Linked DNA regions of Homo sapiens: region 2 is linked to region 1. Evidence: read pairs that join two places in POLR2A ChIA-PET (ENCODE). Cell type or tissue: IMR-90. All regions are shown on one strand. Links, peaks and the distances in the headings refer to the core of each region. The heading gives the core; the rest is flanking DNA.

Region 1 (15,539 bases), core at 3,554-11,553:
TTCACTGAGCTGTTAAAAAAAAAAAAACTAACTTTGTTTTTTGTTGTCGTTTGTTAGTGGTGGTGGTGGTGGTGTTTTTGAGACACTGTCTCATTCTGTTGCCCATGCTGGAATGGAGTCAGTGGCACAATCATGGCTCACTGCAGCCTCGACCTCCCAGCCTCAATCAATTCTCCCTCCTCAGGCTCCAGAGTAGCTGGGACTACAGGCAAGCACCACCACATCCAGCAAATTTTTGTATTTTTTTGTAGAGACAGGGTTTCACCATGTTGCCCAGGCTGGTCTCGAACTCAGGCTCATACGATCCCCTGGCCTCAGCCTCACAAAGTGCTGGGATTACAGGTTTGAGTCATGACACCCTACCCTAACTTTATTTTAAATACTTTGAAAACTGGTTCCATGGCCTTGTGATTATTTGAATGCAACCTCCCTGAACCGCAGCATCTTCACTTTTCACCTGTTTGTTTTTTCGAGACAGGGTCTCTCTGTTTCCCTGGCTGGAGTGCAGTGGTGTCATCATAGCTCACTGCAGCCTCAACCTCCCAGGCTCAAGCGATTCTCCCGCCTCAGCCTCCTGAGTAGCTGGGACTACAGGTCCCAGCTAATTTTTGTATTTTTAGTAGAGATGGGTCTCGCTGTGTTGCCCAGAATGGAACTCCTGGCCTCAAGCAATCTTCCCACCTCTACCTCCCAAAATGTTGGGATTACGGGTATGAACTACTGTGCCCAGATGGTATCTTCATCTGTTAAATGAAAATAACCATGGAGAGCTGGGGGTTCCAAAGCACTTAGGATGTAGTAGGTGAATTGAGAGATCTAGTGTCATAATTATTATCATCATTCATTGCTGAACGCAGTCGGCTTCAGTTGCAAATAAAGCAAACATGATTCAAACTGCCTTAAACAATCAGGGAGGTTATTGGTTCATGAAACCTGCAGTTAGGGGATGGGGTACACTTCATGTCAGTTCAAACCAGTGGCTCAATGTTGTCATCAAAGACTCAGATTCTTTCTCCCTTTCCATTCTACCATGCTCAGGTTAGCCTCATTCCAAGCTTTAGGATCAGGGCTCTGTGCTTCCTCACTCATGTTCAGAGAAGAGAGAGAGGTTAAGAGTAGGAAGCTGGCACTGCAGCCTCAACCTCCTGGACTCAAGGAATCCTCCTATCTCAACTTCCCAGGTAGCTGAGACTACGGGTGTGTGCCACCACACCAGGCTAACTTATATATATAATATATATGTAATATTATATATATGTATTACTATATATATGTAATATTATATATATGTATTACTATATATGTAATATTACATATATATTACTATATATATGTAATATTATATATATTACTATATATATGTAATGTATTACATTTTTTTGAGATGGTGCAACCTCCACCCCCTGGGTTCAAGCAATTCTCCTGGCTTAGCCCTCCGAGTAGCTGGGATTACAGGCATGCACCACCACACCTAGCTAATTTTTGTATTTTTAGTAGAGACGGGGTTTCACCATGTTGGCCAGGCTGGTTTCCAACTCCTGACCTCAAGTGATCCGCCCACCTCAGCCTTCCAAAGTGCTGGGATTACTGGCGTGAGTCACCGCGCCCAGCCAATTTTATATTTTATTTATTTCATTTTATTTTATTTTATTTTTTTTATTTTTGTAGAGAAAGGGTCTCACTTTGCTGTCCAGACTGGTCTGGAACTCCTGGCCTCAAGCAATCCTCCTGTCTCTTCCTCTCAAAGTGCTGGGATTATCGGTGGGAGCCACCTCGCCCAGCTGCATTTTTCTTAAAGGACTGTAGGAAGAAACTGAACAATTTTTTGTAGGAAAAATGAAAGATAGTCCACATGTTTTAAAAAAAAACAGAAAGAAACATATTTATCTGTGGCAGTAAAGACTACCTCAGCTCACTTCACTCATTTGAATTACCCGCCTGGCCCCTGAAACCTCTATGCTTTAGCAGGATATATCTGTAATAGACGAAACTGATATAAACATATCAACCTGAAAATATTAACGGTTTACATGCAATACAAGTTTATTCCTTGATCACTTAACAGTCCATGACAGACGTTCCAGGTCTGTGGGCAGCTCTCCTCCAAGTGATTATCCAGGGACTCAGGACTCTTCTTGGGGCTCCACCACCCCAGGGCCGCTTCACCCCACGCATCCAGCCAACCAAGGGAGAGTGTGAGGAGGCGGCACAGCTGCCCCAGTCCGAAGTAGAGCAGGTCACATGCACTTAAACCCCATTGGTGAGAACTAGTCACATGGCCACATCAAGTTGCAAGGAAGGCTGGGAGATGTAGTTCCGGCTGGACCAGCTCTTCCCAGCTACAACTCTATTATTGTGCAAGGGCAGAACAGATTTTGGTGGGTAGCAAACCATCTCTATCTTGCATGAAAATGCTGGGGAGACCTCCTCAGGCATTTAAGTCACAGACCGCTTTGATTCTTTCTTAGCCAAGTAGTGAATATGCAGGAGATTTGGGGATTTCACCAAATTCCATTCATTTCTTCCAGGCATGGAAAATTTGAAGCATATTATCACCCTTGGCCAGGTCATCCACAAACGGTGTGAAGAGATGAAATACTGCAAGAAACAGTGCCGGCGCCTGGGCCACCGCGTCCTCGGCCTGATCAAGCCTCTGGAGATGCTCCAGGACCAAGGAAAGAGGAGCGTGCCCTCTGAGAAGTTAACCACAGCCATGAACCGCTTCAAGGCTGCCCTGGAGGAGGCTAATGGGGAGATAGAAAAGTTCAGCAATAGATCCAATATCTGCAGGTTTCTAACAGCAAGCCAGGACAAAATACTCTTCAAGGACGTGAACAGGAAGCTGAGTGATGTCTGGAAGGAGCTCTCGCTGTTACTTCAGGTTGAGCAACGCATGCCTGTTTCACCCATAAGCCAAGGAGCGTCCTGGGCACAGGAAGATCAGCAGGATGCAGACGAAGACAGGCGAGCTTTCCAGATGCTAAGAAGAGGCAAGCTGGGTCTTTGGTGGGGAGTGGGAGTGCAGTTGAATGCATTTTAGTCTCACTTTAATTTACCAAAGGAGCAGCAATGATGAAGTTTGAGCAGTTGTAATATACTTGTACCTCAAAACTCCTAGCTGGGCGCGATGGCTCTCGCCTGTAATCCCAGCACTTTGGGAGGCCGAGGCGGGCTGATCACTAGGTCAGGAGACTGAGACCATCCTGGCTAACACGGTGAAACCCCGTCTCTACTAAAAATACAAAAAATTAGCCGGGCATGGTGGCGGGCGCCTGTAGTCCCAGCTACTCGGGAGGCTGAGGCAGGAGAACAGCGTGAACCCGGGAGGCAGAGCTTGCAGTGAGCTGAGATCGCGCCACTGCACTCCAGCCTGGGCGACAGAGCGAGACTCTGCCTCAGAAAACAAACAAACAAACAAACAAACAAACAAAACTCCTAACATCCTTTGGCCCAGATATATGGTGGGGGCTGGTGAAATTTGGGCAAGCCAGCGTTGAAGAGGAGTTTTGTTTTGTTTTGTTTCATTTTTTGAGACAGGGTCTCTGTTGCACGGGCTAGAGGACGGCGGCACAATCATAGCTCACTGCAGCCTCAGGTTCAAGTGATCCTCCCACCTCAGGCTCCCGAGTGGCTGGTACTATAGGTGTGCACGCCACAATGCCCAGCTAATTTTTATTTTATTTTTTGTAGTTAGAGAGTCTCACTATGTTGCCCAGGCTGGTGTAGAACTCCTGGCCTCAAGTGATCCTCTTGCCTCAGCCTCCCAAAGTGCTGGGATTACAGGCACCTAGGAGGTCGAGGCTGCAGTGAGCCACGATTTCTCCATTGCACTGCAGCCTGGGCGACAGAGCGAGATCCTGTCTCCAAAAACAAAGGATGGAGGGGGCCGGCGTGAGAAGTAAATCTCCCTCCTTGACCTCAGGGGCCCCTGTTTCCCTTTCTGAGGACATGAGACCTTCAGTACTAAAACTGGGGAAGTCTGATGGAAACCATATAGACAAAATGATAATCTCATCCATTGTTGGTAGGATATTTGTGCAACCTTTATCAAAATCTGAGATACAATCACACAATCTACCAGTTTCTTGAATACCCTTCTGGAGATTTAAGTATATATATTTTATTGTTGTTGTCACACAGTCAGCATCATGCCAAGCACATTGTTCTATTTCTTCTTTTCTCATTAAATAATCTTAAATATCCTCCCATGTAAATATCCATTGAATTATATAGCTTGTTTTCCTACTTGGCATCTACCCTACTGTTTTGTTTTGTTTTATGATCATACTAGCAGCACACAAATTCAAAAACAACCCAATACATACACCCATCATTTTTTCCCATTTTTTGTGATAAAATATACATAACATAAAATTTACCATTTCGGCCAGGCGGGGTGGCTCACGCCTGTAATCCCAGCACTTTGGGAGGCCGAGGCGGGCGGATCATGAGGTCAGGAGATTGAGACCATCCTGGCTAACACGGTGAAACCCCGTCTCTACTGAAAATACAAAAAATTAGACGGGCGAGGTGGTGGGCGCCTGTAGTCCCAGCTACTCGGGAGGCTGAGGCGGGGGAATGGCGTGAACCCCGCGGGGCGGAGCCTGCAGTGAGCTGAGATCGCTCCACTGCACTCCAGCCTGGGCGACAGAGAGATTCCGTCTCAAAAAAAAAAAAAAAAAAATTTACCATTTCAACCATTTTTAGATGCCAGTTCAGTGGCATCAAGTATATTCACATGGTTCTGAAACCATCGCGACCATCCATCACCAGAACTTTTTTTTTCTTTTCTTTCTTTCTTTCTTTCTTTTTTCTTTTCTTTTTTTTTTTTTTTGAGACAGAGTCTTGCTGGAGTGCAGTGACACGATCTTGGCTCACTGCAACCTCTGCTTCCTGGGTTCAAGTGATTCTTGTGCCTCAGTCACCCCAGTAGTTGGGATTACAGGCATGTGCCACCACACCCGGCTAATTTTTGTATTTTTAGTAGAGACGGGGTTTCACTATCTCTACTGACCAGTTTGGCCAGGCTGGTCTCAAACTCCTGACCTCAAGTGATCTGCCTGACTCGGCCTCCCAAAGTGCTAGGATTACAGGCATGAGCCACCACGCCTGGCCTATTTCAAGATATCTTTATGAGAAATTCCCAGAAGTGGAATTGCTAGGTAAAATCACTAGGTCAAAGACTGTAGGCATTTCAAATTTTGATAGAAGTTGCACAGATATTACTTCTACCAACTATGCATGAGTTATCTGCTTCTCTATACTTTTCCCATAAGAGACTTTCCCACTTTTAGTAGTCAGGGTTTCATGTCCCCAGAGCTCCTCAGTCCTGGGCAGACAGGGATGGCTGACCACTGTAAATAGTGTGTTATAAATTTTCAAACATGTTTCTGAGTATATAAATCAGGATTGATTTGATTATGCTGTGGTTTAAAAAACAACAACTCAGTGTTCTAAAGAAACAAGTTTATTTCTCATTCAGGCAAAGTCCAGGGGACTCTCCAAGGTGAATGTCCTCCTTCCAGGATACTTTCAATAGTATAGCACTTCTGCGTTGACGCAAACTTTCCTCACTTCCAAAGCAGCCAGGTTGGAACCTTATGCAGAGTCAGTTAAATGCTCCCTCTGGGAAGTGACAGACATCTCTTTTCTTCATTTCTTAGCCAAAGCAAGTTACCCAGCCATGCTTTAATGCATTTCCTATGTGCTCAGAAGTAGAAATCTGAATATTGGTGATCAGTAGTAATCCCTACCATAATGAATATGATAGGTAAAAAATGATATCTCAACAGTTTTAATTAGCATTTTAGTTTTGATTGGCGTGTGATTTTAATATCTATTTTGAGCATATACTGCCCTTTTTTCCTGCAGATAATGAAAAAATAGAAGCTTCACTGAGACGATTAGAAATCAACATGAAAGAAATCAAGGAAACTTTGAGGCAGTGTAAGTTATCATGTGCCCTGCTGTTTCTGATGGCCCCCAAACTAGAAGTCATCAGTTTACTGGGACCCCAGCCTCCCGCTACCCCTGCATTTGTCCATTTTCTGTGCTGGATGGCTGGAAGCAGCCCACAGGTTTGGGGATCCATTCATGGCTAGCCCAGGCTTCTGTCCATGGAATAACATGTGGAGAGAGCTTCTTGACCAGTAAGATACCTTCTAGCAGCTGTCAAAGTACTTAAAAACCTCTATGAATAGAATCAAAGCTTCAGTTCAGTTGCTGAATTTCCAAGAAGAAATTCAAATCAAATTTAAAATGCCCACTCATTCATTCATTCAACAAAACTGTGAGTATCTGGTTTATGCCAGAGGCCATGCAAAGAGGTAACTAAGATGCAGAGAAGGACACTGCCTTCCAGGAGCTCACGGGGTGGAGGAGGAAAGAGGAAAGACAGACAGTGAACACACAACAGCAAGGTTACTGAGCTTGAACTATGTCCCTAACTACTAGATCTGAAATGACTACGCCAGATGCCAGATGCTCAAGTGCCAAGCTCTGGGTAACAGGAATAGACATCCTTCCAGGATGAGAGAGATGAGTCTGGATGAGGGTTAAGGCTGGAGGGACAGGCGGGATTTGAAGAGGAGGGAAAGGAAGTGGATGACACATTCTGTTAACTGTCCAGCTGTGTCTCTACTGGTCACTCAGAGGCACGGGAGCCGCTCCCTTGGGCTGAGTCCATCAGAAGCCCCAGCCACCACCAGCTCTGGTTCATGTAGTAGAGCTTCCCACTCACACATCACAAATATGCCACCTCCCTTAGGACCCCTTCCTCTGCTCATTGACTCTTTTGTCTTCTTTCCTCTCGGGGGTGAGGTCAGATTTACCACCAAAATGCATGCAGGAGATCCCGCAAGAGCAAATCAAGGAGATCAAGAAGGAGCAGCTTTCAGGATCCCCGTGGATTCTGCTAAGGGAAAATGAAGTCAGCACACTTTATAAAGGAGAATACCACAGAGCTCCAGTGGCCATAAAAGTATTCAAAAAACTCCAGGCTGGCAGCATTGCGTAAGTTGTTTTGTGTGGTTCTCTCGTGTGTACCAATACTTACTCTAACTCTCCAAGGAGAGAGGGATATCGTCTCCATTTTTAGATGAGGAAGCCTGGGCCCTAAAGGGTTAAATTATGTGCTCTCCACTGTTAAGGAGCAGAGTCTTGACTTAAATACATCTTTCCACCTCAGTTCTAGGTCTTCTCTCCTTTGTCCACATATATATTTAAAAAAAAAAAACAACTTTCCCTTCCAACCTTGTTTCCCAGTTGCTCATCCCCTCCACAGACAGTAGTTCTAGTGTGTTTTGTTTGTATGTGTTCTTGTAAAATGTATGCATACATTTTTCATGTTCACAACTGGTAGAGTTACGTGTCTGTTGCCTCCTTTCCTCACTTTTTTCACTCAACATCATGAAACGTGTTCCATATCTGGACTCCTTAATTTCTGTCTGCCATCCATGGTGAAGATCCACATTTTGCCTTTTTTTTTTTTTTTTTTTTTTTTTTTTTGAGACAAGGTCTCACTCTGTTGTCCAGGCTGGAGTGCAGTGGTGAGATCATAGCTCATTGCAGCCTTAACCTCCTGGGCTCCAGCAATCCTCACACCTCAGCCTCCCAAGTAGCTGGGACTGCAGGTGTGCACCACCATTCTTGTCTAATATTTAAATTTTTTGTAGAGACAGGGACCCACTGTGCTGCCCAGGCTTGTCTGGAACTCCTGGACTCAAGCGCCTTCTGCCTCAGCCTTCCAAAATGTTGGGATAACAGGCGTGAGCCATATATTTTGTCTCTTTTTTTTTCCAGTGATGGAACCTAGTCAGCTTCCAACTTTTCCCCACCAAAAAGATGCCATACTTAGTTTCCCTTTAGGGACCTGTATAAGAATCCTTCAGGATATAGCACCAGGAGAGAAAATGATGGGCCATGGGATATGTGTATATTAAGTGACTAAGTACTACCAGGCAACTCTTCAGAACAGTGTCTATGCCTACACTCCCACAAGCAACCTCACCAACCCTTAGTGTTATCCAGCTTTCTGATTACTTTCATCTTTATAGTTATAAAGTGATCAATATCTTGTAGTTATTTGAACTTGCATTTCTGTTTTTACTAATGAATTCAAGCCCTTATTTACATGTTTTAGTTATTTGGGTTTTCTCTTCCATAAATTGCCTGTTCATATCCTCTGCCCTTTTTTCCATCACGGTTGCTGCTTTTGTCTTGTCTGTTTGTAAATCTTTGTATATTGTGGAAATAAAGCACTTGTCAGCTTTAGACATTGCAAGCTTTTTATTTGTGCTCTGGAGGTGTCCTGCTCCACCTCTAGATCTTAAAGGCATTCTATATTTTCCTCTCTTAACTTTCCAGTTTTATTTTTTATATTTAGGTTTTAATCCTACTAGAATCCACCTTTGTATGTGACGTTATGTAGGGTCAACTTTTATTTTTAGCCACATAGTAAGTCAGTTTTCTCTATACCATCTATTAAGTCGTCTGTCTTTTCCCTGTTGATTTGTGGTACCATATTTATTGTATATTAAGTTTTTATATAGACATAGATCTGACTCTGATCTGTCTAATCTTTCCCACTGATCAATTTGTCTGTTTTTGTACCAGTAACACACTGTTACTGTTTTTTTCATATGACTTTGCAGTAAATTTCGATATCTGGTAAAGAACTTCCTCCTCTTGATTCTTCTTTTTCAGGTTGACTTAGCTGAATAAATATCAAAGAAAGTTTTATCACACTCCTCAAAATACACATCAAGATTTTCATTGAGACTGTATTTTTAACAGTTTTATTGAGATATATTTTACATACCGTAAGATTTACCTATTTAAAATGTACAATTTAATGGCTTTAAATATATTTACAGGCCAGGTGCAGTGGCTCACGCCTGTAATCCCAGCACTTTGGGAGGCCAAGGAGGGCAGATCACCTGAGGTCAGGAGTTCAAGACCAGCCTGGCCAACATGGTGAAACCCCGTCTCTACTAAAAAATACAAAAATTAGCTGGGCATGGTGGCATGAGCCTATAATCCCAGCTACTTGGGAGGCTGAGGCAGGAGAATCACTTGAACCTTGGAGGCCAAGGTTGCAGTGAGCTGAGATCGTGCCACTGCACTCCAGCCTGGGTAACAGAGCAAGACTCCAACAAAAAAAAAAAAGAAAAAAAAAAGAAAAAAGGAAGGAAGGAAGGAGAAACCCTATACCCACTAGCAGTCATTCCTCTTTCACCCCTATCACCACCATCCTGAGCCCAGGCAACAGTCCTACCTTCTGTCTCTATAGATTTGCCTTTTCTGAATCTTCAATGTAAATGGAATAATACAATATGTGGCCTGTTGAGTCTGGCTTCTTTCACTTAGCATGATATTTTCAAGGTTCATCTATATTATAGCAAGTATCATTTCTTCATTCCTTTTTATGGCTGAATGATAGTCTGTTGTATGGATATCCTACTTATCCATTAATCAATTGAAGGACCTTGTGTTTTTTCCACTTTTTGATTATTATGAATAATGTTTCTGTGTACATTCATGTACAGGTTTTGGGGGTTTTTTGTTTTGTTCTGTTTGAGATGGAGTCTTGCTCTGTCACCCAGGCTGGAGTGTAGTGGTGTGATATCAGTCACTGCAACCTCCATCTCCTAGGTTCAAGCAATTCTCATGCCTCAGCCTCCCGAGTAGCTGGAACTACAGGCATGCACCACCAGGCCCAGTTAATTTTTGTATTTTTAGTGGTGACAGGGTTTCACCATGTTGGCCAGGCTGGTCTGAAACTCCTAACCTCAAGCAATCCACCCACCTTGGCCTCCCAAACTGCTGGGATTACAGGCTTGAGCCACTGCACCTGGCCCTCCTGTGTTTTCTTCTAAGAGTTTATAGTTTTTGGCTCTTATATTTAGGTTTCCGAAGTTAGAGTTAATTTTGGTGTATTGTATAAGGTAGTCATTCAACTTCATTTTTCTGCATGTTGATATTCACATGTCCCAGAGCCATTTGTTTAAAAGACTGTGCTGGCCTGGCACTGCAGCTCACATCTGTAATCCTAGCACTTTGGGAGGCCGAGGCAGGTGGATCACTTGAGGTCAGGAGTTTGAGACCAGCCTAGCCAACATGGCGAAACCCCATCTCCACTAAAAATACAAAAATTAGCCGGGCGTTGGCTGGGCGCAGTGGCTCACGACTGTAATCCTAGCACTTTGGGAGGCCAGGGCGGGCAGATCACCAGGTCAGGAGATCAAGACCATCCTGGCTAATATGGTGAAACCCGTCTCTACTAAAAATACAAAAAATTAGCCAGGTGTGGTGGCGGGCACCTGTAGTCCCAGCTACTCAGGAGGCTGAGGCAGGAGAATGGTGTGAACCTGAGAGGCAGAGCTTGCAGTGACCTGAGATCACGCCACTGCACTCCAGCCTGCTTGACAGAGCAAGACTCCATCGCAAAAAAAAATAGCCAGGCGTGGTGGCAGGCACCTGTAGTCCCAGCTACTTGGGAGGCTGAGGCAGTAGAATCTCTTGAACCCAGAAGGCAGGTATTGCAGTGAGCAGAAATTGCATCGCTGCACTCCAGCCTGGGTGACAGAGCAAGTTCCAAAAAAAAAAACTGTGAAAAATCAACTGGCTTTATATGTATGAGTTTATTTCCGGACCCCCAATTCTATTCCATTGATCTGTTTGTCTAGTCTTATGATAGCACTATACTGTCTTCATTACTGTAACCTTGTGATAAGTTTTGAAATTGAGAAGTATAAGTCTTCCAGCTTTGTTCTTCTTTTGCAAGACTGTCTTGGCTATCCTGAATTCCTTTCATTTCCACACAAATTTTAGGAATATCTTGTCAATTTCAGTTTTTGTTTTTGCTTTTTTTTTTTAAGCCAACTACAAATCGGGTAAGGATTGCATTGAACCTGTAGGTCAATTTGGAAAATGTTACCATCTTAATGGTATAAAGTCTTCCTATTCAAGAACATGGGACGTGTTTCCATTTATTTAGATCTTTTAAAATTTCTTGCTGGGTGCAGTGAGTTATGCCTATAATCCCAGCACTTTGGGAGGCTGAGGCAGGAGGATCACCTGAGGTCAGGAGTTCGAGACTAGTCTGGCCAACATGGTGAAACCCCGCCTCTACTATAAATACAAAAATTAGCCGGGCATGGTAGCAAGCGCCTGTAATCCCAGCTATTCGGGAGGCTGAGGCAGGAGAATTGCTTGAACCCAGGAGGCAGAGGTTGCAGTGAGCCGAGATCATGCCATTGCACTCAGCCTGGGCGACAAAAGTGAGGCTCCATCTCAAAAAACAAACAAACAAAACAAAACAAAATTCTTTCAACAATTTAGGTACAAAATTTTCAGGGTGAGACTTGCACTTCTTTTGTAAATTTATTCCTAAGTATTTTATTCTCTTTATGCTATTGGAAATGAAAATTTTTAATTTAATCTTTTGATTGTTAATTGCTAGCAGATAGAAATACAATTGATTTTTATAGGCTCTGAACCTGCCCTGATTCTCTGACAGACCTTGGACAAGCCTCCTTTGCCCTTTGAGTCTAAGACTCAGAGTGAATGAACAGATTGGATTGAGTTGGTGGTTCCAGTGATCCTCTTTAATAATTTACCTGCCTACATTTTTTAAGGCCCACGTTTTGGAAGGAATTTTGGTTATAAGATTTCACTTAATAAATATCTTTTTTTGTGTGTGTGTGGAGACGTAGTCTCGTTCTGTCACCCAGGCTGGAGTGCAATGGTGTGATCTCGGCTCACTGCAAGCTCCACCTCCTGGGTTCACGCCGTTCTCCTGCCTCAGCCTCCCAAGTAGCTGGGGCTACAGGCGCCCGCCACCACACCCAGCTAATTTTTTTGTATTTTTAGTAGAGACGGGGTTTCACCATGTTCGGCAGGATTGTCTCGAACTCCTGACCTTGTGATCCACCTGCCTCGGCCTCCCAAAGTGCTGGGATTACAGGCATGAGCCACCACGCCCGGCCTAGTATCATTATTTTTATTCATCAAAGACACACACCACGGGCTGGGCACGGTGACTCACACCTGAAATCCCAGCACTTTGGGAGGCGTAGGCAGGCAAATCACTTGAGGCCAGGAGTTTGACACCAGCCTGGCCAACATGGTGAAATCATGTCTCTGCAAAAAAAATACAAAAATTAGCCAAGCATGGTGGCACGCACCTGTAGTTCCAGCTACTCAGGTGGCTGAGGCATGAGAATTGCTTCAACCTGGGAGGTGGAGGCTGCAGTGAGCCAAGATCGCACCACTGCACTCCAGCCTGGGTGACAAAGCAAGACCCTGTCTCCAAAAAAAAAAAAAAGACACACACCACAATCTGTCAGAGTATATGCTAAACAACAGGTTACAGCCTAAAAACAGTAACAAATACTTGACTTTTTAGTTTGCCTAGTAAAGCCCTGTAGGTCATAAAAATACAATTCTATCAGACTATTTGAACTACTGAAAAGATATTAGCAAGTCCCATTAATATCTGACAGACCCCGAGGGACTAATTGTGCTGCCACAGGCACCTGAGGGGTTCCACATGTTGTTATCAGTAGCTGAGTTCATCCTGGCACCAGTTCTCACCCCAGATGCTGATACCCCCGCCCCCACATACACAGAGGGTCACCACACTGAATGTTCTCTAAGGAACCTTCCAGTTCTGAAATCCTGATTTCTCTCTTTAATCCTTATAGAATAGTGAGGCAGACTTTCAATAAGGAGATCAAAACCATGAAGAAATTCGAATCTCCCAACATCCTGCGTATATTTGGGATTTGCATTGATGAAACAGGTAAGGAATGCTTCTAGGATTGGTCAAGCTTTGGATGGCCTAGAACACACCTCCTGTGTTTTAATGTGTTGCATTTTTTTAAAGAACATCACAAAGGGTGGAATCCACAAAGTGTGATTATTATCAATGTTAATTTTTTTTTTTTCATCCCAAGATGCATGTTCTCATCTTCTTTCAGGAGGGCAGGGCTGAAGGCTGAGGGGTGGTTTGCACTAACATGGCCACATCTTCTCCTTTCAGCCCACTGGGAAATAAGGGGGTGCATGTTTAGATGCCAGCCTGGAAGAGGGGTGCATCTTGTTGCTCTAAAACATTATAAAGCTGCCAGGTGCAGTGGCTCACACCTGTAATCCCAGCACTTTGGTAAGCCGAGACAGGCAGGTCACTTGAGGTCAGGAGTTCAAGACCAGCCCAGCCAACATGGTGAAACCCCATCTCTACTAAAATACAAAAATTAGCTGGGTCTGGTGGCAGGCATCTGTAGTCCCAGCTACTCGGGAGGCTGAGGTGGGAGAATTGCTTGAACCTGGGAAGCGGAGGTTGCAGTGAGCTGAGGGTGCACCATTGCATTCCAGCCTGGGCAACAGAGCAAGACTCCGTCTCAAAAATAAAAATAAATTATAAAGCTGTCTGACCCAAAGAAGGAAAACACCCTTGGTCATCATTAGTATAGAACAAATCTAAAAGCAAAATTAACTTACCTGGCCAGGCGCTGTGGCTCAGCAGCACTTAGGGAGGCTGAGGTGGGTGGATCACAAGGTCAGGAGCTTGAGACCGTCCTGGCCAACATGATGAAACCCCGTCTCTACTAAAAATACAAAAAATTAGCCGGATGTGGTGGCACATGCCTCTAGTCCCAGCTACTCGGGAGGCTGAGGCAGGAGAATTGCTTGAACCTGGGAGGCGGAGTTTGCAGTGAGCCGAGATCATGCCACTGCACTCCAGCCTGGGTGACAGAGTGAGACTCTGTCTCAAACAAACAAAAAAAAAAACCATTACTTTACCCCTCTACCAAGAGCCTTATGTGACAGGCTCTTTTTTTTTTTTTTTTTTTCTTTTTTTCCCAATGTGACTGCATTTTCTCTCATGGAATGACCCCTCCTGCTGGTCATGTTTTGCTGCCGTCTTGCCTAGAGATTGGACAGAGCAACTCCTGTCTTATCCCCTTTGGAAGTTGCTCCACAGCCTCAGGCCAACTTGATTTCAGAGTGTGGAATCCCAATCTAAAGGGAAACGTAGGCCAGGCACGGTGGCTCACATCTGTAATCCCAGCACTTTGGGAGGCCAAGGTAGGTGGATCACCTGAGGTCAGGAGTTTGAGACCAGCCTGGCCAACATGATAAAACCCTGTCTCTACTAAAAATATAAAAATTAACTGGGCGTGGTGGTGGGTGCCTGTAGTCCCAGCTACTCGGGAGGCTGAGGCAGGAGAATTGCGTGAACCTGGGAGGCGGAGGTTGCAGTGAGCCAATATCATGCCACTGCACTCCAGCCTGGGTGACAGAGCTAGACTCTGTCTCAAAAAAATTAAAAAATAAAAAATAAAGACAAATGTTCAGCAACGTTTGTTCTCCTTGGGGACCGCTGAGGTGCCTGGCTCAGTCACATGTCAGTTTTGCAGCTCAGGCCCATGAATGGGGAAGTCGACTTCTTGTCTGAGTCCTCACCCGCCCCTGCCATGTGTGCCCTACTCATTCCTCCCACACAGATGTACGAAGCTTCTTGTGAGCACCCATGTGAACAAGACAGACACATTTCCTGCCTTCTTGGGAATCCAGTTGAGTGAGGAAGACATTCGCCAAATAACTGCTCAAGAAAATTTTGAATTATACCAAGAAAGGGAGATAGAAGTTAAAAAAGAAAAAGAAAAAGAATTTTTTTTTTTTTTTTTTGAGACAGAGTCTCATTCTGTCACTCAGGCTGGAGTGCGGTGGTACAATATGCTTACTGCAGCTTCCACCTCCGAGGTTCAAGCAATTCTCCTGCCTCAGCCTCCCTAATAGCTGGGACTACAGGCATGTCCCACCACACCTGGCTAATTTTTGCATTTTTCATAGAGACGAGGTTTCATCATGTTGGCCAGGCTGGTCTCGAACTCCTGGCCTCAAGTGATCCACCAGCCTCAGCCTCCCAAAGAGCCAGGATTACAGGCGTGAGTCACCACACCTGGCAGAACATTTTTTTTTTTTTTTTGAGATGTAGTGTCACTCTGTTGCCCAGGCTGGAGTGCAGTGGTGCAATCTCTGCCACGCAGCTTCAAGTGATTCTCCTGCCTCAGCCTCCCAAGTAGATGGGATTACACGCACCTGCCACCACACCCAGCTAATTTTTGTATTTTTAGTAGAGACATGGTTTCACCACGTAGGCCAGGCTGATCTCAAACTCCTGACCTTGTGTTCCACCCACATTGGTCTCCCAAAGTGCTGGGATTACAGGCATGAGCCAACGCACCCAGCCAATTTTTTTTTTAAGGTAGAATTACGACAAGCCAAGTATTATGGAGAAGAGGATGGGAATTCTGGGCATATTTGGTCCATTCAAGGAGGCCGGGGACCAAAACTGTGGGCTGAGGATTGGGGGAGAAATGGGACTCAGCAGAGCCAAGTCTGTATCTGTACCGAGGCTGGGAGAGGTGGGCTGCAGACATGGGAAGCTTCAAGTAGGGCGGGTCCTCATAGTGTCTGGCTCCTTTCCACCAGTGACTCCGCCTCAATTCTCCATTGTCATGGAGTACTGT
Region 2 (15,539 bases), core at 4,050-12,049, 97 kb after region 1:
TTTGCACAGAGTGAATGCTTTGTAAATATTTAAATAAACTAATTTAGGTATTGAACAGGAATTAACATTTCAGTGTTGCAAACCATAAACCCCCTTTTAGACTCATAGGTAAATATTTTTATACTCTGCTTTTAACCTTTCACTTAACTGTATACTTGAGATAGTGGACTACACCATCTCTATTGTCTCACTGTTGATAATGACTATCATTATCAATGATAATGATAATGAGGTGCTAGTGCTAGTGCTAGTGTTATTCTTTTAGCAGAGAAATAGGCTCAAAGAGCTAAAGTAAGTTGTCTGATGTTATATCCTAAGTGGTAGAGCTGGTGTTCAGGAAGTCCTTTTTGACTTAAAAGACCATACTCTTTCTAATGTACCATGGGTGGTTGTAGCTAAGGACATTAGTCTGTGACTGTTGAGAATGCCATAGGTTTATAAATGTATGCTAAATGGGACACAAGAACAACTGAGTTGTAACAGTGCATTGAAGTATTTGTAGATTTCTCAGGCAAATGCGTTATCACCCAACGCTAATTTAATTAGTCTGAGTGCATCATAAACCGAATTTCTGCTTTATGAAAAGAGTTTCAAATCCCAACTCACCTTAAGCAGGATTTGTACTAGAACACTGGAAGCATTTAGTTGTATTTCCTTGATATTTATATTGAATCCATGGAACATCACAAAAAGTGAACTGAGACTAGAGCTGTCAGTGCCATTAACTAACAAATGACTGTAAGCATTTTCTCTCTCTGCTTCCTGATGTGTTAAATGAGTAGTTGGGGTATACTTTTTTTTTTTTTTAATTTTAAGAGAGACAAGGTCTTGCCGGGTTGCCCAGGTTGGTCTCTAACTCCTGAGCTCAACCGACCCACCCTCCTCTGCCTCCCGGATGCTGAGGTTACAGGCGGAGCCACCACACCCTGCCCCTACAGTACGGTTTCTAAGATCTCTGCTGTCTAACTTATATGAGTCGTTTCCTGTATATATTCTCTGGGTATGTATATATTGTAAAGTTTCTAGGATTATATATGTACCAGTTCCTGATTCCATATTCATTCATGGAGGGAATCAGTGACAATGAATAATTCAAACAGCAATTAATCCAAACATTGTTTGGCTTTAGGATATATTATGATTGTTTTGTTTGAGCCAATATGGAATTTCCTCCTATGCTGTCTGTCTGGTTGGAAGCAATCTAACCACATAATCAAGTCATTATTGATCTTCTATTATACACCTATCATTGTGGAAGGACACTAGTACTTTAAGACACCACCATTGCTTACAGTTGGTTTGATAAGTGAGATTGTTGTGATCGAGAAGCGATTATATAAGAGTGTTAATCACTTGATGTCATACAGATAGTAAATTATTTTAGGGCAGTGTAATAAGACAAAATTAGGATTTAGATTTGGGTGGAACACAGCTCTGCTATTCTTAGCTTGAAATTTCTGTCACTGTTTTTTTTTGTTTTTTTTTTTTTTTTTTTTTTTGAGGTGGAATCTTTCTCAGTCGCCCAGATTGGAGTGCAATGGCGTATTCTTGGCTCACTGCAACCTCTGCCTCCTGGGTTCAAGTGATTTTTCTGCCTCAGCCTCCCGAGTAGCTGGGACTGCAGACATGCGCTACCACACCCGGCTAATTTTTGTATTTTTAGTAAAACGGGGGTTTCGCCACACTGGCCAGGCTGGTCTTGAACCTCTGACCTCAAGTGATCTGCCTGTCTTGGCCTCCCAAAGTGCTAGGATTACAGGTGTAAACCAGTGCACCCGGCCTCTTTTCTTAAGCAAGGACTGTCTACTTTAGCTTTGTCCTTGTTCTTTTTTTTCTTTGAAAGTCTTACTCTATCTCCCAGGCTGGCTGGAGTGCAGTGGCATGATCATGGCTCACTGCAACCTCAAACTCCTGGGCTCAAGCTCTCCTCCCACTTCAGCCTCCCGAGTAGCTGGGACTATAGGTACACAACACCACTTAGCCTTGTTCTAAGCGGAAATATACGTGAACTCATGAATTTGATGTGGTAGGTATACTTCTCTAATATATATGAAACTAAATATATGACTATAAAATATAAGTACCAACACATACCACCTGAAATCATCTTGCATATTACCAATAGCACATGCTTCAGAAAGCACTAACACTGGATTATCTTTCTCTGTTGTTTTTTTGTTTTGTTTTGCTTTTGGTTAAGACGGAGTCTCGCACTGTCACCCAGGCTGGAGTGCAGTGGCGCGATCTCACCTCACTGCAACCTTTGTCTCCTGTATTCAAGCGATTCTCCTGGCTCCACCTCTCTAGTAGCAGGGATTACAGGCACCAGCCACCATGCCTGGCTAATTTTTTTTTTGTTTTTTTTTTGAGACAGAGTCTAGCTCTGTCACCCAGGCTGGAGTGCAGTGGCGCGATCTCGGCTCACTGCAAGCTCTACCTCCCGGGTTCACGCCATTCTCCTGCCTCAGCCTCCCGAGTAGCTGGGACTACAGGCGCCCACCACCATGCCCGGCTAATTTTTTGCATTTTTAGTAGAGACGGGGTTTCACCATGTTGGCCAGGATGGTCTCGATCTCCTGACCTCGTGATCTGCCCACCTCGGCCTCCGAAAGTGCTGAGATGACAGGCGTGAGCCACTGTGTCCGGCCGAGGCTTGGCTAATTTTTGTATTTTTAGTAGAGACGGGTTTTCACCATGTTGGCCAGGCTGGTCTTGAACTCCTGACCTCAGGTAATCCCACCCGCCTTGGCCTCCCAAAGTGGTGGGATTACAGGCGTGAGCCACCGCTCCTGGCCTTGGATTATCTCTTAAGATTCTTCCAGCTCCGGTGCTTTGTGATTTTGTGATCTGTGGGAATACAAAACGTGTGCAAGAGAGTCGTAGCACAGGTGGAAAGGGGAGATGCTTTGGGGAATTATTAAAGGGGCTGTATTGACCGAAATAGAGAACTTGAAAATGTTTTCAGTCCAGGTCATGAAGGGTCGTATATTCACCTCTAGCTGGTTCTCCAAGTAAAGTCCAGAAATGGGATGTTTTTATCCCTACCTCAGATAAAAATATTACAGCAGATAATTGAGAATTACCTGTAAAGTAGCATTGTCGTTTATGGCAAATACTTTTTAAGAAATCTCTTGATGAGAATGCTTTACAGTATATAGTTGCTTAATAATTCATTGTTCTGTAGAAGGAAATAAAATACTTGAACAGTCCAAAAGATGAAATGCTGTATTTCTCTTTTGTGCATTTCTCCTAATGTGTTCAAAACAAATTTACTCAGGAACAATAACAAAAATCTCCTCTTTATATAAGTTATATATATATATATTTATATATTTGTTGTTGTTGTTTTGAGGTGGAGTTTCGCTCTTGCTCAGGCTGGAGTGAAGTGGAATGATCTCGACTCACTGCAACCTCCACCTCTCGGGTTCAAGCCATTCTCCTGCCTCAGCCTCCCGAGTAGCTGGGATTATAGGCACTTGCCAGCACACCCGGCTAATTTTTGTAGAGACGAGGTTTCACCATGTTGACCAGGGTGGTCTCAAACTCCTGACCTCAGGCAATCCACCCACCTCAGTCTCCCAAAGTGTTGGGATTACAGACGTGAGCCACCGCGCCCGGCCTTATTTATATATTTTTAAAAGCAGCAGTTAAAATGGCTTATAGGCTATCATGTAAATTAATTTTTCTTCTTTCTTTTTTCTTTTTTTTTTTGAGATGGAGTCTCATTCTGTCACCAAGCTAGAGTGCAGTGGCGCGATCTCGGCTCACTGCAACCTCCACCTCCTGGGTTCAAGTGATTCTCCTTCCTCAGCCTCCCGAGTAGCTGGGACTACAGGCGCCCGCCACCACGCCCGGCTAATTTTTTGTATTTTTAGTAGAGACGGGGTTTCACCATGTTGGCCAGGATGGTCTTGATCTCTTGACCTCGTGATCCGCCCGCCTTGGCCTCCCAAAGTGCTGGGATTACAGGCGTGAGCCACCGCGCCCGACCAATTTTTCTTCTTTCAGCAAACATTTATTGAAACCTGTGTGCAAGACACTGCTCAGTGTTCAAGTATACTACTGCTACTTATAATGGTTAGCATTTACTGAGGGTTTTCTGTGTGCCCTGTTCTGAGGGACTGGATGCTTTCTAGGCGTTATCTCATTTAATCTTATGAGAGATGTTTTATTATTATCATTCTTATTGATTTTGTTTGTTTGATTTTGTTTTCGAGACAGAGTCTTGCTCTTGACGCCCAGGCTGGAGTGCAGTGGTGTGATCTCAGCTCACTGTAATCTCTGGCTCCCGGGTTCAAGCGATTCTCCTGCCTCAGCCTCATGAGTAGCTAGGACTACAGGTACACACCACCATGTCCAGCTTTTTTTTTTTTTTTTTTGAGGCAGTCTCACTTTGTCACCCAGGCTGGAGTGCAGTGGTGCGATCTCAGCTCACTGCAAGCTCCACCTCCCGGGTTCACGCCATTCTCCTGCTTCAGCCTCCCGAGTAGCTGGGACTACAGGCGCCCGCCACCATGCCCGGCTAATTTTTTGTATTTTTTAGTAGAGATGGGATTTCACTGTGTTAGTCAGGATGGTCTCAATCTCCTGACCTCGTTATCCGCCAGCTTCGGCCTCCCAAAGTGTTGGGATTACAGGCGTGAGCCACTGCGCCCGGCTAATTTTTGTTTTTTTAGTAGAGGCAGGATTTCGCCATGTTGGCTATGCTGGTCTTGAACTCCTGACCTCAGGTGATCTGCTTGCACCACCATCTATCACCGGAGCTTTTTTTTTCTTTTTTCTTTCTTTTTTTTTTTTTTTGAGATGGAGTCTCACTCTGTCATCCAGGCTGGAGGGCAGTGGCATGATGTCAGCTCACTGCAACCTCAGCCTCCCTGGTTCAAGCGATTCTCCTGCCTCAGCCTCCTGAGTAGCTGGGACTATAGGCGCACCCCACCACGCCCAGGTAATTTTTGTATTTTTACTAGAGACGGGGTTTCGCCATGTTGGACATGCTGGTCTTGATCTCTTGACCTGGTGATCCTCCCGCCTCGGCCTCCCAAAGTGCTGGGATTACAGGCGTGAGCCACTGTGCCTGGTGAGTTTTGTTTTGGGTTTTTTTTTTGTTTGTTTGAGACGAGGTCTCACTCTCTTGCCCAGGCTGCAGTGCAGTGGCATGATCATGATTCACTGCAGCCTCTGCCTCCCGAGCACGAGTGATCATCCCACCTCAGCCTCCTGAGTATCTCCTCCTTAGTAGTAACCATACTCGGTTAATTTTAAAAGTTGTTTTTTTTTGTAGAGATGAGGTCTCACTCTGTTGTCCAGGCTGGTCTCCAACTCCTGAGTTCAAGCAGTCCTCCTGCCTTGGCCTCCCAGAGTGCTGGAATTATAGGCATGTGCCACTGTACCCAGCCTATTACATCCTATTATTTTTAGTGAGAAAACTGATTCTAAATAGCTTGCCTCAGGGCTTGTAAGTAGTGGAATCAAGATTTGAAAACAAGTCAGTCCAGCTGTGTGATAGCTCATTTTCCCCCCTGTCCCTAAAGCATAAGTAACCTAGGACTGCACTGTCTACTGTGGTAGTCATCAGCCACGTGCAGCTAGTGAACAGTTGAAACATGGCCTGTTTGAATTGAGATGTGCTGTAAGTATAAAATACACATTTGATTTTGAAGATTTAGTACCAAAAGGATGCATAATATCACAATAATTTTTTTTTTGAGGTGGAGTCTCTTGTGGCCCAGGCTGGAGTGCAATGGCACGATCTTGGCTCACTGCAACCTCTGCCTCCCGAGTTCAAGCAATTCTCCTGCCTCAGCTTCCCGAGTAGCTGGGTTTACAGGCACACGCCACCACTTCTGGCTAATTTTTGTATTTTTAGTAGAGAAGGGGTTTGACCATGTTGGCCAGGCTTGTCTCGAACTGCTGACCTCAGGTGATCCACCTGCCTTAGCCCCCCAAAGTGCTGGGATTACAGGCATTAGCAACCACGCCCAGCCCACAATAAATTTTTTTTCTTTTTTTGAGACAGAGTCTCGCTCTGTTGCCCAGGCTGGAGGGCAGTGGCATGATCTCAAAATGTGTACACTTTGAAGGGGTAAATCCTCTGGGTAAAGGAATTAAGTTCTGCCAAATTTGGAATACTGCCTATCAAAGGAAAACTCCACTTTCACGTATAAGGGGCAACCTCTGCCTCTCAGGTTCGAGCAATTCTCCTGCCTCAGCCTCCCGAGTGGCTGCGACTATGGGCATGTGGCACCATGGCTGGCAAATTTTATATTTTTAATAGAGATGGGGTTTCGCCATGTTGGCCAGGCTGATCTCGAACTCCTGACCTCAGGTGATCCACCCGCCTTGGCCTCCCAAAGTGCTGGGATTACAAGCGTGAGCCACTGTACCTGGCCCAATAATTTTTATATTGTTTATGTCTTAAAAAAAATTTCGATATATTGGGTTAAATAATAAATTACAAAATCAATTTTACTTTTTAAAAATAAATGACTACTAGAAAACATAAAATTATGTATGTGTCTCACATACTTATGAATAGCACTGATCTAGAAGAAAAAGATATCTTTACTGAAAACCATAATACAAGTTTTAAAGTAATAAGTGTCATAAGAGAAGAATAAATTAAATGCTGTAGGCGTACAGTACAGGAAATGGTTGGGAGAATCAGAAAAAAAAGCCCTTCAGTACTTTCTTTTTTGAGACGGAGTCTTGCTCTGTCGCCCAGGCGGGAGTGCAGTGGCGCGATCTTGGCTCACTGCAAGCTCTGCCTCCTGGGTTCATGCCATTCTCCTGCCTCAGCCTCCAGAGTAGCTGGGACTACAGGCGCCCGCCACCACGACCGGCTAATTTTTTGTATGTTTAGTAGAGACCAGGTTTCAACGTGTTAGCCAGGATGGTCTCGATCTCCTGACCTTGTGATCTGCCTGCCTCGGCCTCCCAAAGTGCTGGGATTACAGGCGTGAGCCACCACACCCAGAGCCCTTCAGTACTTTTAATTCTTCTTAAATTGGTGGTTCATGTTAATTAAATTATTATTATTTTTTTTTGAGACGGATTCTTGCTCTGTTGCCCAGGCTAGATTGCAGTGGCGCGATCTCCGCTCACTGCAAGCTCCGCCTCCCGGGTTCATGCCGTTCTCCTGCCTCAGCCTCCTGAGTAGCTGGGACTACAGGCGTCTGCCACCACGCCGAGCTAATTTTTTGTATTTTTAGTAGAGACGAGGTTTCACTGTGTTAGCCAGGATGGTCTTGATCTCCTGACCTCGTGATCTGCCCACCTCTGCCTCCCAAAGTGTTGGGATTACAGGCGTGAGCCACCGCGCCGGCCTTAAATCAACATGGTTTGATTTGATAGGCAGTATTCCAAATTTGGCAGAACTTAATTCCTTTACCCAGAGGATTTACCCCTTCAAAGTGTACACATTTTGAGATCGTGCCACTGCCCTCCAGCCTGGGCAACAGAGTGAGAGTCTGTCTCAAAAACAAAACAAAACAAAAGCCTCCTAATCTTGTTCATGAGTAGATTTCATCTTCCGAATGCCTAATTTATGAGTTGTAAGGGGTGCTTTAGCTCCTTCCACTTGAGAACAATACTCTGATAAAACTGGAGGTCAGTTAGTGACTCATCTTATTTTGGTTGCCTTAGATAGATTTGAAACTTAAGAAAAGATCCTAAGTGATGGTCCTCAGAACTGTGCCAGTACTACCCTTTGTATCTGCATTAAAATAGAGTGTGAAGGAACAAGGAGTGTGGACTGGAATCTAAAAACAATGACTTAAGAGAACCAGGCATCTGTAGTCATTCAGCTTTAATAATTTTACTGAAATCAGAAAGTTTTGTTTGACTGAATGTGTGATATTTACAGGACCTGTACATTTTCCTATTAAAGGCTTGAATAACACCTATAATTCTTGATAGGGTGAATCATATTAAAAATGGGTGCTGACTTGAATCCTGGATCTATACACTTGTAAAATAAAACAAATTCTTAAAATAATTTTGTGTTTCTTTAAAAAATAAATGTGATAGGCTGGGCGCAGTGGCTCACACCTGTAATCCTAGCACTTTGGGAGGCTGAGGTGGGCAGATCACCTGAGGTCAGGGGTTCGAGACCAGCCTAGCTAACATGTCGAAATCCCGTCTCTCCTACCAATAAAAAAATTAGCCAGACATGGTGGCGCATGCCTGTAACCCCAGCTACTCAGGAGGGTGAGGCAGGAGAATTGCTTGAACCTGGGAGGCGGAGGTTGCAGTGAGCCAAGATCGTGCCATTGCACTCTAGCCTGGGCAACAGTGAGACTCTGTCTCAAAAAAATGACAACAAGAAAAAAATAAAAATGTTATACTTATTTAAAATCATAAGAATGATAAACAATGAAGTGAAATGGTAGATGAGTAAAATTAACCAGGAGAATAGGAATGTAAGTTCTACATCAATTGAAATACAAGTTTTAAACAAATGACAGCAAAAGAAATTATGTTAAAAATGCTCTGGTACCTGGCCAGGTGTGGTGGCTCACACCTGTAATCCCAGCACTTTGCGAGGCCGAGGCGGGCAGATCACCTGAGGTCAGGAGTTTGAGACCAGCCTGGCCAACGTGGTGAAACCCTGTCTCTACTAAAAATACAAAAATTAGCCAGGCATGGTCACACATGCCTGTAATCCCAGCTACTCAGGAGGCTGAGGCAGGAGAATCGCTTGAACCTGGGAGGTGGAGGTTGCAGTGAGCGGAGATCGCGTTATTGCACTCCAGCCTGGGTGACAAGAGTGAAATTCTGTCTCCAAAAAAAAAAAAAAAAAAAAGCTCTGGTACTTCACTTGTAATTTAGGTGTAAACTATAAAGACTGCCCTGCAAGTCATTTAACAGAACTCTCAAAATTCTTGCACTGGCCATATCAGCTCTGTAATGTGATAAATAGCATGAAGTGGACAGTAACTTCAACGATGCAGAAAGGGGTGTAATGGAGAATTTTAATCATTGACAAACGTAATGCCATCTGTTAATTAGTGCCATTGTCTGAGTCCATTTTGTGTTGCTATAACAGAATACCCAAGACTGGGTAATATATAAAGGAATATTTATTTGGCTCATGGTTCTGGAGGTTGGGAAGTCCAAGATTGAGAGGCCATATCTGGTGAGGGCCAGCTTGCTGCATCATCCCATGGCAGAATGTGGAAGGGCAAGAGAATGCAAGAGGGAGGGCGGGCTTGCACAAGGAATGTGCAGAACTCATCCTTTTATCAGAACCCCACTCCCAGGATCACGGAGATAAGGGCATTAATCCATTCATGAGACCAGTGCTCTCATGACCTAGTGAGCTCTTAAAGGTCCCATCTCTCAACACTTGTATTGGGGATTAAGTTTCCAACACATGAACTTTGGGGGACATATTCAAACGATAGCAGCCATTTGCTGAGGACACACCTATTATATATGAAATAAAATAAGAAGAGAGAAGGTCCTATAGTCATGTGAAGCTTGTGATGAGAGGAAAAGCATTGTGGTAAATGGAAAAATAGAATGGGCTTTGGAGCTGCAGTCCTGGATTCAAACCCTAGCTCACTTACCAGTTATTATGATGTTGGGCAAATTAATCTCTCAGACCTCCAGTTTTCTTATTTATAAATGGTCTTCCCTTTCCCCTTTGTTGTTATAGGTGAGATCATTCGAGATAATGCTTTTTGTTCGCTGCCTTAAGAGAAGTGTGAAATAAACTGGAATGCTTCACACCCTTTATATAATCCTTCCAGAGCTTCTTCCATAAAGCTTTGGAATAAGGTCAAGAACATTTATATAAACAGTCCGGGTGCAGTGGCTCTCAGCACTTGGGGAGGCCAAGGCGGGTGGATCACCTGATGTCAGGAATTCAAGAACAGCCTGGGCAACATGGGGGAAACCCTGTCTCTACTAAAAATACAAAAATCAGCAAGGTGTGGTGGCATGTGCCTATAATCCCAGCTACTCAGGAGGCTGAGGCAGGAGAATCGCTTGAACCCAGGAGGTGGAGTTTGCAGTGAGCCAAGATCGCTCTATTGCACTCCAACCTGGATGACAGAGCAAGACTCCATCTCAATCAATCAATCAATCAGTGAATAAATTACAGAAGGCCAGGCACAGTGGCCCACAGCCCAGCACTTTAGGCGGCCAAGGTGGCAGATTGCATAAGCCAGAGGTTTGAGACCAGTTTGGCAATACGGTGAGAGCCCAACTCTACATACATACATATATGCATGGTATTTAAATGTGTACACTATGAAGGGGTAAATCCTCTGGGTAAAGGAATTATGTTCTGCCAAATTTGGAATACTGCCTATCAAAGGAAAACTCTGCTCCCACGTATAAGGGGAAAAAGAATAGTTCAGAAGACTGCTTTTTTTCCCTGTATAAAACCAGATAAATTCAAAAATTACTGAAATTTTTCTGAAAGATGGTGACTTTTCAGAGGGAAAATAATATGTAAGGCCTTTTGCTCTCATATTTCCCAGGTTGGAACATTTCTCTGGCCTGTGAAACAGTCTGTGATACTAAGATATAAATACTAAACTTAGCCATACGTTAAGGACAGCGCAAAAAATTTTTGGTTTGTAAGTCTTCTTTTTTTTTCGAGACAGAGTCTTGCTCTGTCTCCCAGGCTGGAGTGCAGTGGTGCGATTTCGGCTCACTGCAAGCTCCGCCTCCCGGGTTCAGGCCATTCTCCTGCCTCAGCCTCCCACGTAGCTGGGACTACGGGCACCCGCCACCACGCAGAGCTATTTTTTTGTATTTTTAGTAGAGATGGGATTTCACCGTGTTAGCCAGGATGGTTTCGATCTCCTGACCTTGTGATCCACCTGCCTCAGCCTCCCAAAGTGCTGGGATTACAGGCGTGAGCCACCGTGCCAGGCCTTTATTTTTTTTTTTTGAGATGGAGTCTTGCTTTGTCACCCAGGCTGGAGTGCAGTGGCACGATGTTGGCTCACGGCAGCCTCCGCCTCCCGGGTTCAAGTGATTCTTCTGCGTCAGCCTCCTGAGTAGCTGGGACTACAGGTGCATGCCAAGACACCCAGCTAATTTTTGTATTTTTAGTAGAGACGGGGTTTCACCGTGTTGGCTAGGCTGGTCTCAAACTCCTGACCTCGTGATCCGCCCACCTTGGCCTCCCAAAGTGCTGGGATTACAGGTGTGAGCCACGGCATCCGGCCCTGTAAGTCTTCTTTCAGAAGTAACTAGGCAGCAGAGTTTTGAAATAGTTGAAAATCCACAACTTCATTTTCATATTTTTATATTTTAATTTTTTTTTTTTTTAACAAGAAAGGCCCTCCTTTGACACAATTTCATTTTAAAACTCTGAGTTTGGTAGGTTTGTTAGAACCTGACTTATGTGTATTGATAGCAGCTTTTAGTGTGTCTGGTGGTGGTGATGCTTTCCTTTTTTTTTTTCTTTTTTTTTTTTTTTTGAGACAGTTTCACTCTTGTTGCCCAGGCTGGAGTACAGTGGTGTGATCACGGCTCACTGCAGCCTCTGCCTCCCAGGTTCAAGTGATTCTCCTGCCTCAGCCTCCTGAGTAGCTGGGATTACAAGCATGTGGTGTCACCACGCCCGGCTAATTTCTTTTTTTTTTTTTTTTTTTGGAGACGGAGTCTCACTCAGTTGCCCAGGCTGGAGTGCAGTGGTGTAATCTCGGCTCACTGGAAGCTCCGCCTCCTGGATTCACGCCATTCTCCTGCCTCAGCCTTCTGAGTAGCTGGGACTACAGGCGCCCGCCACTACGCCTGGCTATTTTTTTTTGTATTTTTAGTAGAGACGGGGTTTCTCCATGTTGGTCAGGCTGGTCTCGAACTCCTGACTTCAGGTGATCCGCCTGCTTCGGCCTCCCAGAGTGCTGGGATTACAGGCGTGAGCCATGGCACCTGGCCTGAAACTTCTTATAATGGTAAAAAAAGAAAAATTATCGGCTAGGCACGGTGGCTCACGCTTGTAATCCCAGTATTTTGGGAGGCCGAGGTGGGCGGATCACGAGATCAGGAGATCAAGACCATCCTGGCTAACATGGTGAAATCCTGTCTCTACTAAAAAATACAAAAAACTTAGGTGGGTGTGGTGGCGTGCGCCTGTAGTCCCTACTACTTGGAAGGCTGAGGCAGGAGAATGGCATGAACCCTGGAGGCGGAGCTTGCAGAGATCGTGTCACTGCACTCCATCCAGCCTGGGCTACAGAGCTAGACTCCATCTCAAAAAAACAACAACAACAACAAAAGTGAAGTTTCAAGAATTTGTACTATCGGTATATTTTTATTATTTATTTATTTATTTATGAAACAGAATCTCACTCTGTCACCTAGGCTGGAGTGCATTGGCTGGATTTCAGCTCACTGCAACCTCTGCTTCCCGTGTTCAAGCAATTCTCCTGCCTCAGCCTCCTGAGCAGCTGGGACCACAGGCGTGTACCACCGTGCTCGGCCAAGAATTTTTACTATTGGTATACTTTCCTTTTCAACTTGAGAGTATATGTGAAATAGGAGAAATTAGAGCACTGAAAGCAGAAGTCAGAAGACATTGTTGTGTTTCCCTTCCTCTTGTGGAAATTCCCATTCTTTAGCCCAGATTCTCAGCCTGCTTGCCTCTGCTTCGCACTGGCTCCATACACATCTTGCTGCCCCACACCCGCAAATAAATAGTGTAGTGGTGTGGGCTTTTGGAGAGTACAGAGTTACAGCTTCAGAGTTTACAGGGCTTATATGTAAGTGTTATTTTTGGGAAAATATTTTATATCAGTGGTTTGGGAATTTGCTGCACCAAAATATTTCCCAGTGCCCTTCCCTCAGCACAGCCCGCTGCTTCTCTTCCCCTGCCAGCTAGGTCTGCTTTAGGCATTGTTTTCTTCCTTCATTTTTGTTAGATTGAATGAACTATAAGAAATTACCAATATTTCATCATATTTGACTTATAAAAACATTTTCATATGGTTTAACATAATTGTTCTTTTTTTTTTTTTGAGACAGAGAGTTTCACTCTTTCACCCAGGCTGGAGTGCAGTGGCGCAATCTTGGCTCACTGCAACCTCTGCCTCCTGGGTTCAAGTGATTCTCCTGCCTCAGCCTCTCGAGTAGCTGGGATTACAGGTGCACGCCACCACGCCCGTCTAATTTTTTGTTGTTGTTGTTGTTCTTTTTGTAGAGACGGGGTTTCACCATGTTGGCCAGGCTGGTCTCGAACTCCTGACTTGAAGTTATCCACCCCCCTCAGCCTCCCAAAGTGCTGGCATTACAAGCATGAGCCACCATGCCCGGCCACTCACCAAATACATTTGATTTAAAAAAAAAAAAGGATATTGGTCTAACAACCTTTTCCCTATTTGATTATTCTTAGTCAAGTTGCTATTTAGCTTTCAGTTTATGGAACCCTTTTAATCTTATTTGTAGCTCTTGATAACCATGTGTGGTAGATATGACAGATATGAGACTTATTTTACAGGTGAAAAACCACGAATCAGATAGATTTTTATTTGCCCAAGTCACATAATGTTAAGAACAGGCCAAGTGTGGTGGCTCATGTCTGTAATCCGAGCACTTTGGGAGGCTAAGGCGGGTGGATTTCCTGAGCCTAGGAGTTTGAGATCAGCCTGGGCAACATGGCGAAACCTCATCTCTACAAAACATACAAAAATTAGTCAGTGTGGTGGTGAGAGCCTGTAGTCCTGGCTACTTGTGAGGCTGAGGTGGGAGCATCACCTGAGCCTGGGAAGTCGAGGCTGCAGTGGCAACAGAATGGGTAACCTGGACATCAGAGTGAGACCCTGTCTCAAAAAAAAAGAAAGAAAGAAACAGAGCTTAAATTCAAATCCAAAAAGCTTAAATTCAAATCTTTTAAAATTCAAAGCCTCTGTCTTTCCATGTTACCACATTGCTTCTCTGTTATTTTTCACATTTACATAGATAACATATTTTCATGCTATTTTTTTTATATTTTTATGCCCCTACCATTTTTATTTAAATCCATCAACAAATATTTGATCACATACTATTTGCCCACTATTTCTTCAGACAGTTTTTTTGTCCCTCTTTCTCTCCTGGGCTCTAATCTTATGTAGGTTAAATTGATTGCTATTGTCCCACAAGTGGGCTCTGTTTTTAATCCCCCCACCAACGCTCCCCCTGTTTTTTTTCTCTCTGTGTTTCATTTTGGATAATTGCTATTGCTGATCTTCAGGTTCACTGATGTTTTCTTTTGTAGTTTTCAGTCAGCTATTAATACCATCCAGTGAATTTGTATTTTAAGTATATTTCACCTATAGACGTTTGATTTGGGTGTTTTATTTATATATTCGATTATCCATTATGTTCATGTTTTTCTTTACACCCTTTAGTGTACTTGCAATAGCTGTTTTTTTCTTTTTTGAAGCGGAGTCTCACTGTGTCGCCAGGCTGGAGTGCAGTGGTGTAGTCTCAGCTCACTGCAACCTCCGCCTCCCAGGTTCAAGTGATTCTCCTGCCTCAGCCTCCGGACTACAGGCACGTGCCACAATGCCCAGCTAATTTTTGTATTTTTAGTGGAGACGGGGTTTCACTGTGTTGGCCAGGATGGTCTTGATCTCTTGACCTCGTGATCGCCCACTTCGGCCTCCCGAAATGCTGGGATTACAGGCGTGAGCCACCGTGCCCAGCCGTAATAGCTGTTTGAGGTCCTCATGTGCTAATTCCATCATGTCTGTCATTTCTTGATCTTTTTCTATTGATTAAGTTTTGTTATTAGTCATATTCCTGCTTTACAAGTGTGGTAATTGTTTATTAGATTCAAGGGGATCCCTCCACAAATCTCCTGTGACCATTCTCAGTACAGAACTCTTTATTCTCACTCTTTCTTGGTTCCACTATTCAAATCTTTCAAATTCTAGCTGCTTTAGATACCCTAAAGTTTAATTTCTCTCCTCTTTTCAGCAAGACTATCCAATTCTGTTTGGGTTCCCTCTCCCTGTGTTGCAGCCGGGAAGCCACTTCCATACAGTAAGCTAGGTAATCATCGGCTCACCTGGTTTGTTGCCTTCTCTCAGGGATCATAGTTAATGCTGCCTGTTGTCCAGTGACTGAAGGTTACGTCATATATTGTGTCTCGTTCACAATGGGAGTAAGGGAGATAGTTTCCATAGTAGTTAATCCTCATGAGTGGAAGTAGAAATCATTACTTCTTGGATTTTAACTTCTGACATATTAAATGTGGGAAGGAATGGGGAGAATTTGTTAGAAAGAGAGATTAATGAGGCCAGGTGCGGTGGCTCACGCCTATAATCTCAGCACTTTGGTAGGCTGAGGCAGGCAGATCACCTGAGGTCAGGAGTTGAGACCAGACTGACGAACATGGTGAAACCCCATCTCTACTGATAATACAAAAATTAGCAGGGTGTGGTGGTGGGAGGCTGTAATCCCAGCTACTTGGTAGGCTGAGGCAGAATTGCTTGAACCCAGGAAGTGGAGGTTGCAGTTAGCTGAGATCACGCCACTGCACTCTAGCCTGGGCAACAATAGCGAGACTACATTTCAAAAAAAAAAAAATTAGAATTACA

Evidence for each region. ChIA-PET counts read pairs that join two places held together with the same protein. Peaks named below come from ENCODE experiments on the same cell type or tissue, not always from the same donor. Only the 100,000 strongest peaks of a DNase experiment are listed, where the experiment ranks them.
Region 2: POLR2A ChIA-PET joins it to region 1 with 8 read pairs; 9 of 35 experiments call an interaction of 5 or more read pairs at or near these places.

The regions. Positions count from the first base shown.
Region 1 is chr16:74,682,749-74,698,287 of GRCh38, reverse strand. MLKL (mixed lineage kinase domain like pseudokinase) reads left to right here. Exons shown (of 11, transcript NM_152649.4): 2 at 2,529-2,990; 3 at 5,872-5,946; 4 at 6,825-7,011; 5 at 12,705-12,802; 6 at 15,502-15,539. The coding sequence starts at 2,531. Among named protein-coding and RNA genes, the nearest start is that of MLKL, 10 kb to the left of the region's middle. RefSeq lists a silencer at 3,824-3,993. In IMR-90, for the core only: no CTCF peak of the experiment used is centred there; no DNase peak of the experiment used is centred there.
Region 2 is chr16:74,586,692-74,602,230 of GRCh38, reverse strand. All of the region lies in intron 1 of GLG1 (golgi glycoprotein 1), which reads left to right. Among named protein-coding and RNA genes, the nearest start is that of GLG1, 13 kb to the left of the region's middle. In IMR-90, for the core only: no CTCF peak of the experiment used is centred there; a DNase peak (open chromatin) is centred at 7,580.